Regions from separate parts of the Homo sapiens genome. Here region 2 is linked to region 1. The links are chromatin loops, found by intact Hi-C in ENCODE. Cell type or tissue: PC-9. All regions are shown on one strand. Links, peaks and the distances in the headings refer to the core of each region. The heading gives the core; the rest is flanking DNA.

Region 1 (8,342 bases), core at 279-8,278:
TATCAATCCCATTTACAGATGAGAAAACCGAGGCACAGGAAGATTTAATGACAAACCTGAAGTTACACAGTCGGTAAATGATGGGCTGGGATTCAGATCAAGGTCTGACTAACTTCAAAGCCTGGCTCTTTTCACTGGACTCCCTGATTCCCATGCCTGTCACATCTAGTGTTTTCAACAGGATTGCATTTTTTTGGTTTAAATTATATTGTAAGGCACATAAACAAACACATGCCAGTAGATGTTATTGAAGAGCCACAGTGTGTAATTGCTGTGAAACAAGGAAAATGGAATATCAAAATGATAAACAACACATAAAGACGTTCTTGATTACCTTTTTTTTTTTTTTGAGACAGAGTCTCTTCCTTCTGTTGCCCAGGCTGGAGTGCAGTGGTGTGATCTTGGCTCACTGCAACCCCTGCCTCCTAGGTTCAAGTGATTCTCATATCTCAGCCTCAGCCTCCTGCATAGCTGGGATTACAGGCACATGCCACCATGCCCAGCTATTTTTTTTTTTTTTTGTATTTTTAGTAGAGACACGGTTTTGCTATATTGGCCAGGCTGGTCTCGAACTCCTGACTTCAAGTAATCCACCCGCCTCAGCCTCCCAAAGTGCTGGGATTACAAGTGTGAGCCACCGTGCCCAGCCTCTTGGTTACTTTTTTTTAAAGGTTCTCTTTGAACCATCTAGAGCAAAGCCATCAAAGAGACTGCTGGGATCATGTCAGAATGATTCAGAAGCCAACCTGAGGGGATCCCCCAGAGGGCAAAGATGAGACAGTTTGAGCATCAAAAGGATTGAAATATATAAAAATATATAAAAGTCCATGAGTTTATGACAAAATTCTAAAGACACAAGACAATAAGACAAAAAAATCCCGCATTTGTCACTTCTGAGATTGTTAGGGCACCAAGTCATTGTTCTGAAAATGGATTTAAAAAGGAGATCTCACATCCACCCCTGCTTTCCTATTTACTTTATAGAGAATTACAGCTAATAAATGCAGAAGGGTGCTAGAAAAGTTTTAAAAACCTACAGTTTTGTAGCATCTAATGAAGTAATGGAGCTAAGCAACAACCATTAATGAATGATAAAATCAGGTAAAATTGGTGCTTTCTAACAGAGAATCAGGCTGACAACACTTGAACCCACGGATCAGTCTCCATATCACTAAAAGTGGAACAGCCGAACGTTAGTTATGCTCCTCCAATGTGATCTGATAGAAAAGAAACAGCACCACCTGTGAAGTATTCTTACCCACATCCCCTCCCTCAACGAGGCTGAACCAGAAGCTCATCAAACATGCACATCTAACTATTAATACCAGGTTATAGGAAATACGGGAGACAGAGGAACATGCTAAACACCACTACAAGGGTACAGATCAGCCAATGCCTGAATGTAGGAAGTTCTACAAAACAAATGACCCATTTTTGTTTTCAGTATATAAATGCTACGAGAAAAAAGTAGAGATGGGGAACTGTTAAGTACTGTAAACTAGTTCAACCATTGTGGAAATCAGTGTGGCGATTCCTCAGGGATCTAGAACTAGAAATACCATTTGACCCAGCCATCCCATTACTGGGTATATACCCAAAGGATTATAAATCATGCTGCTATAAAGACACATGCACACGTATGTTTATAGCGGCACTATTCACAATAGCAAAGACTTGGAACCAACCCAAATATCCAACAATGATAGACTGGATTAAGAAAATGTGGCACATATACACCATGGAATACTATGCAGCCATAAAAATGATGAGTTCATGTCCTTTGTAGGGACATGGATGAAACTGGAAACCAGCATTCTCAGCAAACTATCGCAAGGACAAAAAACCAAACACTGCATGTTCTCACTCATAGGTGGGAATTGAACAATGAGAACACATGGACACAGGAAGGGGAACATCACACACCGGGGACTGTTGTGGGGTTGGGGGAGGGGGGAGGGATAGCATTAGGAGATACACTTAATGCTAAATGAGGAGTTAATGGGTGCAGCACACCAACATGGCACATGTAAACATATGTAACAAACCTGCACATTGTGCACATGTACCTTAAAACTTAAAGTATAATTAAAAAAAACAAAAAGACTTAAGGGTGGGAGATGGAGCCTGCAGTGAGCTGAGATCACGCCACTGCACTCCAACCTGGGCAACAGCGAGACTCCGTCTCAGGAAAAAAAAAAAAAAAAGACTTAAGGGACCTGTAAACCAAATGCAGGTATGAATCTTGTTTGGAACTTGATTTGAACAACTGACTAACTAAAAAAATGCCTTTTTTTTTAAACAGGCAAAAATAAAACATACTCTGTTTATTACATGTTACTAAGGAATTACTGGTAATTTTATTGAGTTGGTGGTATTGTGAGTTTTAAAAGTCCTTATCTATTTAGAAGCACTTATTAATGAATTAATATGAGGCCTAAGACTCTTTAAAAAATACTCCTTCAAAAGAAAAAAAGTATGTGTATAGGGAAATACGTGAAATCAGAATGGTAAAATATAATAATTGTTGAAGCTTGGTGATAGGTTTTTGGGGGTTCTTTACACTTTCCTCTACTTTGTTATGTATGGAAAATTCACATAATAAAAACAGTCAAGTGTTCTATTTGAGAGGCAGAATTTTGGCAGAAGGCCTGGGTTATAACCCAATTTGTATAGCCTGGGGAGAGTCACTGCTACTCCCTCCTTTTTTGCCTCTTTCCTTTCCTTTTTACTTTCCTTCTATTTCTTAAGAAATCATTTGCTGGGCCACATTTTCCCCCAGGGACTGTCCTGGTACCATCAGCCTTCCAAGTTACAGGTATAGGTATTATTATTATTATTATTATTATTATTATTATTATTATTATTATTTTACAGATGAGGAAATCAAAGCAGAGAAGGGACTAAGTTTCTCACCCACAAATCCAGGTCTGCCTGTGTCCAAAATCTGAGCTCTTTTGTTTTATTTTATGCTGGCTCCCAGGAGTAGTCCTCTGATTTTATAATTTTTAAGTTTTTTTATTTTTAATTTTGTTTATGGATAAATTTTAAACAATGAGTAAATTAAGATAGATCAAGTGGAGTAGCATTTGTGTTTTTTGCATGTGAGAAAGATGCAAGGTATGGTTGTTACTGTAACAATTACAAAGATTTCATCAAAGGCAAGCAGTGATAAAAGCAAAATGTGTGGCAACTTTCTTCATATTCAGAAAAGAGTAAAAGCCTATAAATTGTAACTTTAAGCCATAAAATAACATTTATTTATGCTTGTTCTTCAAAAGCTTATATTTGATAATCTTTTTTGTTAGAAGTCGAAGCCTGAGAAAAATGGCTAATTTCATTTTTCATGTGTTTGTAAAATATTTTTAGGACTATCACAAGAAATTCCCTAAAAATGTCAAAGCAAATGAACAAGTGAAATTCTGCACATCCCTTGTGCCACTATTTTGTTTACTTACTGAAAAAATGACATTGGCTTTTGTAAAACCTGGGTGTGCTGGTGGGCATGTGCAGATGTGTCGCTGTCATCTGTCATGTGTCATGCTCTGGATGTCAGAACCAGACATCAGTCAGGGAAGAGAGTGAGTAGCAAGCCACCTCGCCAAACTCTTGCTGCAGGGTGCACGGGGTTCACATCCTCTGCTTAGATTTAGTGCGACTTTCCAAAACACCTGCAGTGCGGTACTTCATGGCTGGTCCCACGTAACAATTTATGCCCTAGAGATGTCTGACTAGATCTTAGGAAATTATACTAATGGTTCTGACGTTGTTTCCTTCAAGAATCGAGGCGCTAAATATAGTCAAGCTGAATGACAAAATTTTACTCACACTCAGGGCATGTCAGTGAGGGCATCAAAAATGGAAAAATAATAAATACTGCTGATATTTACTAAGTTTTATGGTATGACAGGCACTGCACTAAGTCTTTTGAATATCTAATCATGTTTAACTCTCAATGTCCCATTTTATAGCTGAGGTGGCCGCAGCACAGAGAGGTTAAGTGAGTTGCCCAAGGTTGCACGGTTAATAAATGGCAGAGCTGGGCTCTAAACCCAGGCCGTCTGACCCCTGAGCCTTTCCTCTTCTAACCACTGTGCAGTCTCCAAGCACCAGCAGAATGAAGTGAGCACGTGCTAATCCACAGCTGTCATGGTTTGGCCCTCTGTGGGCTTTCAGAGCACCTTAAAACCCTTTGTTCTGTGTCAGAGCTGTTTTTCAGCTTTGCAGATGTCTGAAGTCAAGCAGAAGAGATGGAGAGTCTGATAAAGCACACGTGGCAAATCTCTGGCCGAGTTGATATTAGAACACAGAGTCCCAGAGTGATTTACTGTCCAGGGGGAAAGCCAGTTGGCCTGGCTACCTTGCAAGACGGTTAAAGGACATAAGAATAGATATTCATTCAAGACTGTCAGAAAGAAAGTAGGTCAGCAATGAAATAAAAACAAATGTCAAAGAAACACCACTTTGGTATAAATAAAAAGTCGATTCTTCTTAATAAAGAGCTGTCTGTTCTTCATTAATTAGAAAAGTACAGAGCCTGCTTACTTTGAGATTCCAAAACCTCTTCAGGCACAACTCGTTATTAATTTGATCACTTTCCTCAAAAGAATGATATTTTGACAAATACAGTTTCTGGCTTCAGTCACATATAGAAACATTGGAATAAGTACAATGTTGTGTTTTGCTTTTTTTTTTAAAATAGGAACTATGTTTGATAATGCATATACTCCAAACACCTCTAAAAATAATTTTCAATTGGCAAGCTATTTTTTGGTGTATTTTCCTAGTCTGGGAGAGGAAGTTTTATCATTTAATTTGATAAACTTAGTACCTTTGAGAGAAAGGAGGAGAAAATTTTACCATCTTATGTGGTTGAAATATGCTTTAGTATTTACATAATTGAAAATGATTCAAACTGATTTCCTCTGACGAACATCCGAAATGAAAATAAAAATTGTGTCTACTCCAAAGGGTAGTGGCTTGAGTCACCCACTGGTATGTGTGACCTATGAGTCACTCACTGGTATGCGTCTTCCCGATCCCCTGGCCTATGGGTTAGAAGTCAAAGATGCTCCACTGGGGCTTCCTTTGTAGCTTCTTTTCCCCTTCAGTATTCAACCACAGCTACTGCTGGCAGCTCCTGGCAGAACAGGAATGGGAGACCAAGGAGAGGATATGTGGAAGCTGAGTGATTTATTTATAGGGGACTTTTGGCAAATGAAAGAAAATAGATGTGAAGTCTTAGCAGTTCCAGCATGTTCATCAGAAATGCAAGCTCATGATAGTCATTTCAAAGGGAATTGTGGAAGAATGGTGTTACCCTACTTCACAGGCCATTAAATCATATATATGTTTGGTTGCCAGTGAGAATCTGAGTAGCAGAGCAGACAAGAATAAGGACGTATGGGATCGAGGCCTGTAGCTTGTGACCATGAACAAGTCACGTGACCCTTTGGCCTTAAATTCACCATAAAGTCGTGTACTTGATCTCAGTGATTGTATCTTACTTCATCAAAATGGTATGATTCTAAATTCCTGTGGGATATACAGGTAAGACAGGACTGGTGGAGCATTAGGTTTGGTTTTTCCTTTAAAAGAAAGTGTTGGGGAGGCAGCAGGGAATAGCAAAGGTCACAGACTCAAAAGCATTAACTGCCGGGCCTATGAAGACACGAATGATGTAGGTTTGATATAATGGAGGTACAAATCCATGTTTTATGCAAAACCTCATATTTCTAAACTTTGGCAATTCATTCATGTTTATCAAATCACTGTTTTAGGCCCCCTTTGGCTGGCCAGTGGGCCCTCTGCTTTAGACTTCTGGAATAAACTCCACAGTTGAGAGATGAAGGACAGACCTGGATTCTAACAGACCTAAATTTGAACCTTAGCTCTGCCCTCTAAGGAATGTGTAAACGTATACATCTGTATTTAACTTCTCAAAGCTTCAAGTTTCTTTATCTGTAGAAATGAGAATGATAATACCTCTTTTGTAGGATTTCCTGAAGACTGCGGGTACTATGTATTAAGTATACATAGTAGGCACATCCTCAAAGGGAATTCCATTACCTTTTCTATGGAGGTAGATCCTGTATAATTTTTAAATTTTTGTCTTGATGGCCAGTTGCTCACAGTTTTTAAAAGTGTAGTAGATGCCAGCGCTTCTTTATAGATTCTGAAATCCCTTCAATTTACATTTTAGTTGTTTTAAAATAAAGATTTCTTTAAGAGACAACATTCAGAGGGATAAGTTTTCTACTTGCCAGTAGAGGTAGAAGGCAGTAAAACCAAATAGATCTGTCAGTTACTGTCTTGAGGTAGAGCCCCTAAAGCAATAAAACCCACCTTTGACAATGAGGAAACACGAGACATCATTTTCTCCTTAGGACAAAAGTCTAGTGAGTAATGGCCCTTCTGTGACTAATGGTAATTCTGTACTTTATTCCCATAGAAAATCTAATTTTGAAAACATTTGCTGCATGCCCTACTATGTACTAGGCACTATGCCAGGGGAATAATGTAAAGATGACCAAAACATAATGGAATTGTTGCCTACAAGTATGTTTCGGCTATTTAAGGATTTATATTGCAGTTTGTGCAAATTGTGTATGAGTCCACTTTGAGAGGTTATACATATCTTCCAATAATGTTGCTATTGCTCAAAATATCTTTGAAGTCTCTCTTTGGAATTTACTTTTAGAGCCCTTAGCACATTCTGCTGAAGATTTTTTTTTTTTTTTTTTTTTTTTACCCTAGTGGTATTTATTCTTAGAAGGTGGATTTGATGTCAGGGACTGGCCAAGAGTTGTTCATCACTAAGTCAGCCTCATGGGTGGTGGTTAAACTGGCTAGAGTAATTTTTCGTTAAAAACGAGCCAGGACTGTAAAGTAGTATGACAGGGTTTTTTTTTTTTTTTTTTTTTTTTTAATATCACATCAACTGATTGTAGAGAAAAAGATAGTTCCAAAAAGGCATTCTGCACATTTTTTGCCCCAAACCAGTATCACTGGAATATATTTGTAGCTCCCTAACAGGCTAACTTTGAAATAAGTGGTGCTCACATGTGCATGTGTTGTAGTACGTCTGCTGAACCTTGTACTTAACCTCTTAGCAAACTCAGTGTCTTTGTTTTTTCCTTTGAAATGTTGTTTTTTCAAGTTCAGGGATAGATTTTCTCCAAGAAAATGAAACAAATAAGATCCACTCTCAAAGGACCTTAATGGAAAGAAATACATGCTTATACCAAGTTCTTTAAAACTATCCAAACTGGAAAGGATTGCCTCATAGCTGACTGTGATTATTCTGCCATGATTTAGGGACAGATAATTTCCTATCAGCATGTTTAACATGAGAATTAAAGAGTTCTGTAGTGTGGCCTATTGACCTCATTTGTTCATTCCACAAACATCTTTTGGAGTCCACTGTATGGCAGGCATTATCACTTACCATGGTGAGGATGGTGAGGCCATGAGCATGCTTCACCTAAGGAAGCCTGATCTTCAAGAATGCAAACTCACTCAACAAGAAACTTGAGAGTAATTAATAGTAGTGTTGGTAATTATCCTGTCTTTTCCTTGTAGGATTATTTGGAGGTTGTGAAGTGGTAAGTCTCTTTATTGCATTTGAAATATGGCTCATCTCATGACCATTGGAATGTGTGTACGCTCTGGAGGAAACCCATCTCTGCCATGTCACCTGTATTAGTCTGTTCTTATGCTGCTATGAAGAAATACCCAACACTGGGTAATTTCTAAAGGAAAGAGATTTAATTGACTCACAGTTTCTCAGGCTGGGGAGGCCTCGGGAATTATGGTGGAAGGCACCTCTTCACAAGGTGGCAGGAGAGAGAATGAGTACCCAGCGAAGGGAGAAACCTCTTATAAAACCATCAGATCTCGTGAGAACTCACTCACTATTACGAGAACAGGATGGAGGAAACCATCCTCATGATTCAGTTATCTCCACCTTGTCCCTCTCATGACACGTGGGGATTATGGGAGCTACAATTCAAGATGAGATTTGGGTGGGGACACAGCCAACCCGTATCAACACCTGACCACAGTGTGTGTGGTCTCTGAGGCCCAGTGGTGGCTCTCAGAGCACCTCCTTAGCAAATGTACCACTGGACCCTTGTTAGAATGATGTTCTTGATTTTTTAAAATTTATTTTTGTCTCTTGACTATTCTTGATTCAGGAATGTTCTTGATTTTAAAGGGAGGGTGTGAGGTAGTTGTTGTCTAGTTGTCTAGATATCCTCCACCTGAGAACGCTGTCTGGTGTCATAGAAACAGCAATGGCATTGGGATCAAAAGACAAACTTTCCAGCCCCAGCTCTGCCTCTCTT
Region 2 (8,342 bases), core at 1-8,000, 160 kb before region 1:
CAATTTCCTTCACTAAGCTCTTTTTTAGGGAATGCTTAGTGAAGATTTGATTAAACACTACAATTGTTAACTACACCAGATAAGTTTAACTTTGACACTCTATTTTGTAATTCATCTTGTAATGGAAGAGTCAAAATAACAGTGTCTCCTGGTATATGCAGATAGATGGATACCTTTGGGAAGCCCACTCATTCATCTATCCATTCGTCCAGCCATATCCATCTATCCAAGTCTGCACTACTTGGGAGCCCAGGTGAGGAGAGCTGCAGTCATGATGGGAGGTTGGTGGTCTTCTCTGAAGATGTAACATTTCACCATCTTCAGTGCAACTCTTGTCCTTTGGCGACCAAGAGCTGAGCATATACGTCCTCGTGACTGTTCCAACTCCTAGTCAAGACTATATAGATTCCATGTATCATTATACTGATCACCTATCTAGACATCACAGTAGTTTTTGAGATACCTAATTGAAATGACAACTTTTGTTAGTATTTAAAATACCAAACTGTCTTTCTTTAGCATCAGAAAATCCCCAGTTCTGTTTCTGAAGTTGCCTCAAAGCACCTGAGGGGATGTTGGGAAGGGAAATTACACAGACTGTCTATCATGGATCAGAAGCTTGTACTGCAAGCATAATGCATTGATTAAGAGAGGTGAAATCTGAATCCAGATTGCCTGGGTCTAGGTTCAAATCCCTGCCCCACTTCTTCATGACTGTATGACCAGAACAAGGTTACTTAACTTCTCTCTCTCCTTTTTTTGAGACAGAGTCTCACTCTATCACCCAGGCACAGTGGAACAATCATAGCTCACTGCAGCCTCGAACGGTCAGGCTTAAGAGATCCTCCTGCCTTAGTCTCCCCAGTACCTGGGACCACAAGCACACACCATCATGCCCAGCTAATTAAAAAAAAATTTTTTTTTTGTAGAGATGGAGTCTCACTATGCTGTTCAGGCTGGTCTTGAACCCCTGGCCTCAAGCAATCCTCCCACCTTGGCCTTCCAAAGTGAGTGCTAGGACTATAAGCATGAGCTGCCATGCCCAGCCTACTTAACACCTCTTATCCTTACTTTCTTTATCTGTAACATAGAGGTAGTAATTACACCTCCCTCATAAGGTTGTTCTGAGACTTAAATCAGTTAACATATGAACACCAAAGTGGTGAAGCGAGCAGAATAGTGCCTGACACATATTAAGTGTGATGTGAGTACTTGCTATTATTATTACTGATCTTATTTTAAACTCATTTAATTTAGTTCTTACAACAACTCTTACTTAGATTGAGGCTGAAAATTGTCAGCCTGTAGGTTGAACTTGGCCTGCAGATATGTTTTGTTTGGCCTGCACAATTTTCTTTAGTTTGAGCCAACATTTAAAACTCTGGAGTTTTATACAAAAATCTTGATTTCTGGCTCTTCTTGTAAAATCCTTATCTGACAGCAACCCACAGGAGCTGAGGGCTGCTGATTTCTTTAGATAAGGAATGCACCTTGGTAGTGTGCCCTGATTCTGTGGGGATGATGTCAGTGGTGAGTGATAGAAGACCCAACTAATAGTCGCTTCAACTAAGAATTTATATCTCAATTAAGAGGTCTGAGGTAGGGTAGTTCCAGGTTTCATACAGAGGCACAAAAGTGTTGTCGGAGACTCTTGCTCCTTTACTGTTAATGTCTTCCACCTGTCCTCTCTGACATCATTGGCATGTCAGCTATGATGCTGCACTCATACCTACTGATGCCTCCAAAGGCTCACACATGTCACATGCAGATACACGACCAGTGAAGAAGAGATGTCTTTTTACTGGTCTCTTTTCCTTATAAAGGAAACCTTTAAAACAAAACAAAAAAACCCTAGCTGAGTGTCTCCTGAGCTCACAATTGGCCAAGACTGGCTTCTATGCCAATACTCTGGTTGGAAGAAAGCCTAGGAAAGCTGGTCTCACACTTCCTGCCCTTAAGTGGGAAGGCAGGATGTGCCTATAAGAGGGATGAGGCAAGGGGTAGTGAACAGGCCAAGACTGCCAGGCACATCTCACTCAGAAATCGCTCAAGCACACACACCCAGCTTCCTCCACCTATTTACCTAACTGAGGGCAACTGGATAATGGAATCTGTATGTCAAGTTCAGGATTCAGCCCTATAAACTTATGGAAGGTTTGAGCCATGACTAGTTTAGGTGGATTTTTTAAAATAAAAAAATCACTTTCAGTTCTTAAAAAAGGAATCCATTTTAGGTTCAAAGTAGCATGATAACTTTGCTGTTTAGAGTTTGAAATTCAACAAGGATATTTACTCTTGCCTGGATAACCTGCAGCACTGATAGCATTTGGCTCTTTGTCCCCACCCAAGTCTCATCTCGAATTGTAACCCCCAAATGTCAGGGAAGGGCCTGGTGGGAAGCAATTGGATCATGGGGGCAGCTTCTCCCAGGCTGGTCTCGTGATAGTGAGGGAGTTCTCACGAGATCTGATGGTTTAAGTGCCAAGAAGTTTTCCTCCTCTCACTCACTCCTTTCTCCTGCTGCCATGTAAGACGTGCCTTGCTTCCCCTTCACCTGCAGCCATGATTATAAGTTTCCTGAGGCCTCCCTAGCCATGTGGAACTGTGAATCAATTAAACCTCTTTCCTTTATAAATTACCCAGTCTCAGGGAAGTTCTTTTTATTTATTTATTTATTATCATTATTTTTTAATTTATTATTATTATACTTTACGTTTTAGGGTACATGTGCACAATGTGCAGGTTAGTTACATATGTATACATGTGCCATGCTGGTGTGCTGCACCGGGAAGTTCTTTATAGCAGTGTGAAAACGGACTTACACAAGCACCAACCAATATTTATGGTGTCTCTGGGTGAACATGTAAGATGCCATTTAAAATGCTGTATAGAGACATGGGCACTACCCTCTAGGTACTAGCTGTGGTCTAAATGCATCCTCTAAAATTCACAAGTTGACATTTAATCATGAATTTTTTTTTTTTTGAGACAGGGTCTCGCTCTGCTGCCCACGCAGGAGTGCAATCGCGATCTCAGCTCACTGCAACCTCCGCCTCCCGAGCTCAAGCGATTCTCCTGCCTCAGCCTCCCAAATAGCTGGGATTACAGGCACACACCACCATGTCCAGCTAATTTTTGTATTTTTAGTAAAGACAGGGTTTTGTCTTGTTGGCCCGGCTGGTCTTGAACTCCTGACCTCAGGTGATCACCCACGTCAGCCTCCCAAAGTGCTGGGATTACAGGTGTGAGCCACCCCACCCAGCCTGAGCCACTGCGCCTGGTCTTAATCACGAATATTAATAGGTGGGGTCTTTAGGAGGTAATTAAGTCATGAGAGTGAAAGCCTCATGAATGGGATTAGCCGCCTTGTAAAAGGTCTGGAGGAAACTAGTGTTTGTCCCTTGTTATCCTTCCATCCCTTCCACCACATGAGGACACAGAGGTCAAGGTGCCATCTTGAAAGCAAAGACTAGGCCCTCACCAGACACGAAACCTGCCAGCGCTTTGACTTTGGACTTCCCAGCTTCCAGAACTATGAAAAATACATTTCTGGCCAAGCGCAGTGGCTCACGCCTGTAATCCCAGCACTCTGGGAGGCCAAGGCGGGTGGATCACGAGGTCAAGAGATTGAGATCATCCTGACCAACATGGTGAAACCTTGTCTCTACTTAAAATACAAAAAATTAGCCAGGTGTGGTGGCAGGCACCTGTAGTCCCAGCTACTAGGGAGGCTGAGGCAGGAGAATCACTTGAATCCGGGAGGCGGAGGTTGTAGTGAGCCGAGATTGCACCACTGCACTCAGCCTGGCAACAGAGAGAGACTCCATCTAAAAAAAAAAAAAAATCTATTATGTGTTAATTACCAGTTCTTAGGTGTTTTGTTATAGCAGCACAAACAGACTAAGACAATACTCATCACCCAAGTCACTCTGGAAGGCACTGTTTTATAAGAGCAGAACAGAGTGTGATACATGAATGCTGCAGGCATCAGAAATTGCTGGAACCCATTAAGTTGCTCCCATTAAGTTGGGGGCAGGGTAAAATAAGTAGAAGTACACAGTATGCCACTGTGTGGGCAAAGTTGTTTCTGATTTCATACTAAAGATAGAACCCTAAAACAAGACCTAACAAGAGGTTTCTTTGTGGAAACAATCTTCTTGGGTTAATAGCTAAATATAGTGACTAATGCTTCTTCCTGTTCTTTCTCGACTATACCTTATGAGCTACCTTTAGAACAAGCAGGTTGAAGCCCTGCCTTTTACTAATCCCCTGAGATAATCTTTTTAAAACTCTCAGTGGCAAGTGAAGACCCCAGTGTTTTCCCCATCTCTGAGATTTCTTTCATATCCCTTTAGCATTCGCATTTGCTCTTACTGGTTATTTCCCATGCTGAATCATTCACTGACTATCTGGTCATCTCCTGGGGGAGCCAAATAGTTTTAAACATTCTCAGTGACTCATCTATCCTCACCAGTTCTTTTATTTATTTGTTGTTGATGTGTCATACACACACAATCTCTCTCTGTCATTAAAATGCTAAAAAAAGTTTCTATTTACCGTCATAGTATACTCCACTTTCTCAGTGCATGTCTTCACTTGTTTTGTAGTTTTCTAGTTCATGCAATTGAAATAAAGGTACAGTTACTTAGTCTTTAACCAAGTCCCAGGTTTAGCCAAAATTGTCAAACTCAGGATTCAGCCCTTCAAAGCTTACGAATTTATTGAGGGCCGGGCGCGGTGGCTCACATTTGTAATCTCAGCACTTTGGGAGGCCCAGGCGAGTGGATCACCAGAGGTCAGGAGTTTGAGACCAGCCTGGCCAACATGGTGAAACCCAGTCTCTACTAAAAACACAAAAATTAGCTGGGTGTGGTGGCACGTGCCTGTAATCTTAGCTACTCGGGAGGCTGAGGCAGGAGAATTGCTTGAACCTGGGAGGCGGAGGTTGCAATGAGCTGAGATCACGCCACTGCACTCCAGCCTGGGCAACAGGGTGAGACCATCTCAAAAAAAAAAAAAAAAAAAAAGAGAATTACTTGGTGAAAATAATTCCATATCATTACTATTTTGTAAAAGGGAAACTGCTCTCTTAGCACATTGTGTTGTTTGCTTTGCTACCTTCAGTTGCTCTGCGTCAGAACCCTGTATCTGAAATCCCTCAATAATGAGACTAACTGAGGTAGTGGTGATACTCTATCTTGTTATTTTAAAGCAGGCCTGCAAATACTGGGTGCTCAGTAACCATGAGAAAAAGGCCTGATAAAAGCAACAACAGAAGCAATTGGGACCCAAGGTGGACACCACGGCAAATCCTCAGCGCCTGGGTTTTAGACGGTTCTGCCAAAGGTTTGGTTCTTTCCAGCCTGAGATCATTGCTTAGATCTTTCTGGGGTGTAGTTAAAGTAAAATGAGCCTCTTTCTATTTATCCCACAGATGCCGTTCTCTCTTAACAATGTACTCCTTGAAGGCTTCTTAAGGTAATGTCTGGTCTCTGCTGAATGCAGCCATAAATGCAATAGAACGCTACCTTTGCTGAATGTGCTCAGTCCTCCCCCCTTAGCACAGCTCACCCTACTAGCCTTATCTTGCTGGCCTCCCTCTACCCCCACTGCAACCTCCCAACAGGCTTTAAAATCCAGACATACCTAACGAATCACACAATTACCAAGCAGGTCAGGATACTTTACATCAGAGCCTCTGAACATACTGTTCTCTTCCCAGAATGCCCTTCTCCACCTCATCCACCTGGAGAACCCCTACGTATCCTTCAAGACTCAACTCAAGCTTTTTTTGTTTTAACCCCCCTACAGCCTTCTTACCTTTCCAAATAGCACCAGAACTTTTCATCCACCACTGTACCTTGTATGCAACTGTGTTACAGCACTCTCTAAACCTTCATGTCATCTGCCTTACTTTTTGAGGTTTATGAGAGGAGTGATATGGTTTGGATGTTTATCCCCTCCAAATCTCATGTTGAAATGTGATTCCCAATGTTGGAGGTGGGGCCTGATGGGAGGCAATTGGATCATGAGGGCGTATCCTTCATTAAGCGGTTAGCACATCTTCTTGGTGATAAGTAAGTTCTTATTCTGAGTTCACACAGGGTCTGGTTGTTTAAAAAAGTGTGGCACAACACCCTCACCTTGCTCCCACTTGACCTTCCATCATGACTGTAAGCTTCCTGAGGCCCTCACTAGAAGCTGAGCAGATGTTGGTGCCATGCTTGTTGATATAGTTTGAATATATGTCCCCACCAAATCTCATGTTGAATGGTAATCTCCAATGTTGGAGATGAGGTCTGGTGGGAGGTGTTTGGGTCATGGGGTGGATCCCTCATGGTTTGCGGCTGCACTGGTGATAGTGAGTTCTCACAAGATCAGGTCATTTATAAATGTGTGGCACCTCCCCAGTCTTGCTCCTCCTCCCGCCTTGTGAGATGCCTATTCCCCTTTGCTTTCCACCATGATTGTAGGCTTCTTGAGGCCTCCCCTGAAGCTGATGCTGGCACTATGATTCCTGTACAGCCTGCAGAACTGTGAGCCAACTAAACCTCATTTCTTTATAAATTACCCAGTCTCAGGTATTCCTTTATAGTAATGCGAGAATGGCCTAACACAAGGAGGGACTTACATTATTTTCTGAATCTCAGTGCTTATCTCCTGGAAAGTGTTTACAAAGTATTTGTTGAATGAGTAAATAATTATTTTGAAATATTTATAACTCTCTGATAACATAACATTATATGGTAATAGAGAATTTAGGAAATGCAGAACTATACAAAGAAGAACTAAAAACCATCTGTAATCTCTGGTTAATGGTAATTAACCAAAGTTAATTATTATTCAATAATTTTCTCTGTAGATTTTTTTCTATATTTTTAAAATAACAGCTTTATTGAGATATACTTTACATACCATACAAGTCACCCATTTAAAGTATACAATTCAATGATTTTTAGTATTTCATAGACTTGTATAACCATAATAATAAGTTTTATAACATTTTCATCACCCCAAGAAGTAACCTCATATCCATTAGGAGTCATTCGATTTCCCTCTAACTCTAACCTCCTCCCATCCCTAGGCAATCACTTACCTATTTTTGCCTCTAAAGATTTGCCTATTCTGGACATTTCATAATAAATGAAACCATACAATACACAGCCTTTCGTATCTGGCTTCTTTCACTTAGAATAATATTTTCAAGTTTCATTCATATTATAGGATGTATTAGTTAGCACTTCATTCCTTTTTATGGCCAATAGTATTCCATGGCATTAATATACCACATTTTATTTATATGGTCATCAGTTGATGGACATTTGGGTTGTTTCTACCTTTTTGGCTATTGTGTATAATGCTGCTATGAAGATTTGTGTACAAGTTTTTATATGGACATATGTGTTTGTTTTTCTCTTAAGTACATGCCTAGGAATAGAATTTCTGGGTCAAATGGTAACTCTATGTTTAACCTTTTGGGGAAACTTCTAGACTTTTTTCTTTCAAAGATGCTGCACCATTTTACATTCCCATTAACAGTGTACCAGTGTTATTCTAGATTCTCCACATCCTTGTCCGCACTTATTATTAGCTATCTTTTTTATGTGGCATCTCATTGTGGCTTTGATTTGCATTTTCTTGATAGACAATTATGTTAAGTATCTTTCCATGTATTTATTGGCCATTTATGTATCTTCCTGGGAAGATCATTCAAGTCCTTGGCAATTTTTAGTTGGGTTATTAGTCTTTTAAATTATTGAGTTGTAGGCATTCTTTATACATTGTAGTTACAATTCCTTTATAAGATATGTGATTTGTAAATATTATCTCTTATTCTGCGGGCTGGCTGTCTTTCCACTTTCTTGATGGTGTACTTTGAAGCACAGAAGTTTTTAATTTTGGTGAAGTTCAGTGTATCTATTTTTCCTTTTGTTGCTGTGCTTTTCATGTTAGATCTAAGAAGCCATTGCTTAACTGAAAGTCAGAAAGATTTCACCTATCTTTTCTGAGAGTTTCACCTATCTTTTCTTCTAAGAGTTTTATAGTTTTAGCTCATACATTTAAGATGTCTTTGATCTAGTTTGATTTAATTTTTGTAGATGGTGTGAGATAGGGGTCCTACTTTATTCAGTAGGCTATCCAATTGTTCCAGTACCATCTGTTGGATAAATTATTCTCCCCCAACTGAATTGTTTTGACACTCTTGTCAAAAATCAATTGACTGTAAGTATGGTTTACTTCTAACTCTGAATTACATGCTGTTGATCTATATGTCTATCCTGGAGCCAATACCACACTATCTTGATTATTGTAGCTTTCTTGTGAGTTTTGTAGTTGGCAAG

What was found. Hi-C counts contacts between places; a loop is a spot of excess contacts. Peaks named below come from ENCODE experiments on the same cell type or tissue, not always from the same donor. Only the 100,000 strongest peaks of a DNase experiment are listed, where the experiment ranks them.
Region 2: a loop joins it to region 1, with 18 times the contacts of the local background. A loop is called at or near these places in 1 of 110 quality-filtered maps.

The regions. Positions count from the first base shown.
Region 1 is chr12:93,780,407-93,788,748 of GRCh38, forward strand. The region is part of intron 2 of CRADD (CARD and death domain containing adaptor protein); the gene reads left to right. Among named protein-coding and RNA genes, the nearest start is that of CRADD-AS1, 47 kb to the left of the region's middle. RefSeq lists a silencer at 4,047-4,341 and enhancers at 4,159-4,658, 4,671-5,870. In PC-9, for the core only: no CTCF peak of the experiment used is centred there; DNase peaks (open chromatin) are centred at 4,225, 5,005 and 5,515; H3K4me3 peaks cover 1,634 bases; H3K27ac peaks cover 4,217 bases.
Region 2 is chr12:93,620,740-93,629,081 of GRCh38, forward strand. It overlaps a transcript of SOCS2 not described here. Among named protein-coding and RNA genes, the nearest start is that of SOCS2, 52 kb to the left of the region's middle. RefSeq lists an enhancer at 3,815-5,014. In PC-9, for the core only: no CTCF peak of the experiment used is centred there; DNase peaks (open chromatin) are centred at 4,082 and 4,482; H3K27ac peaks cover 2,358 bases.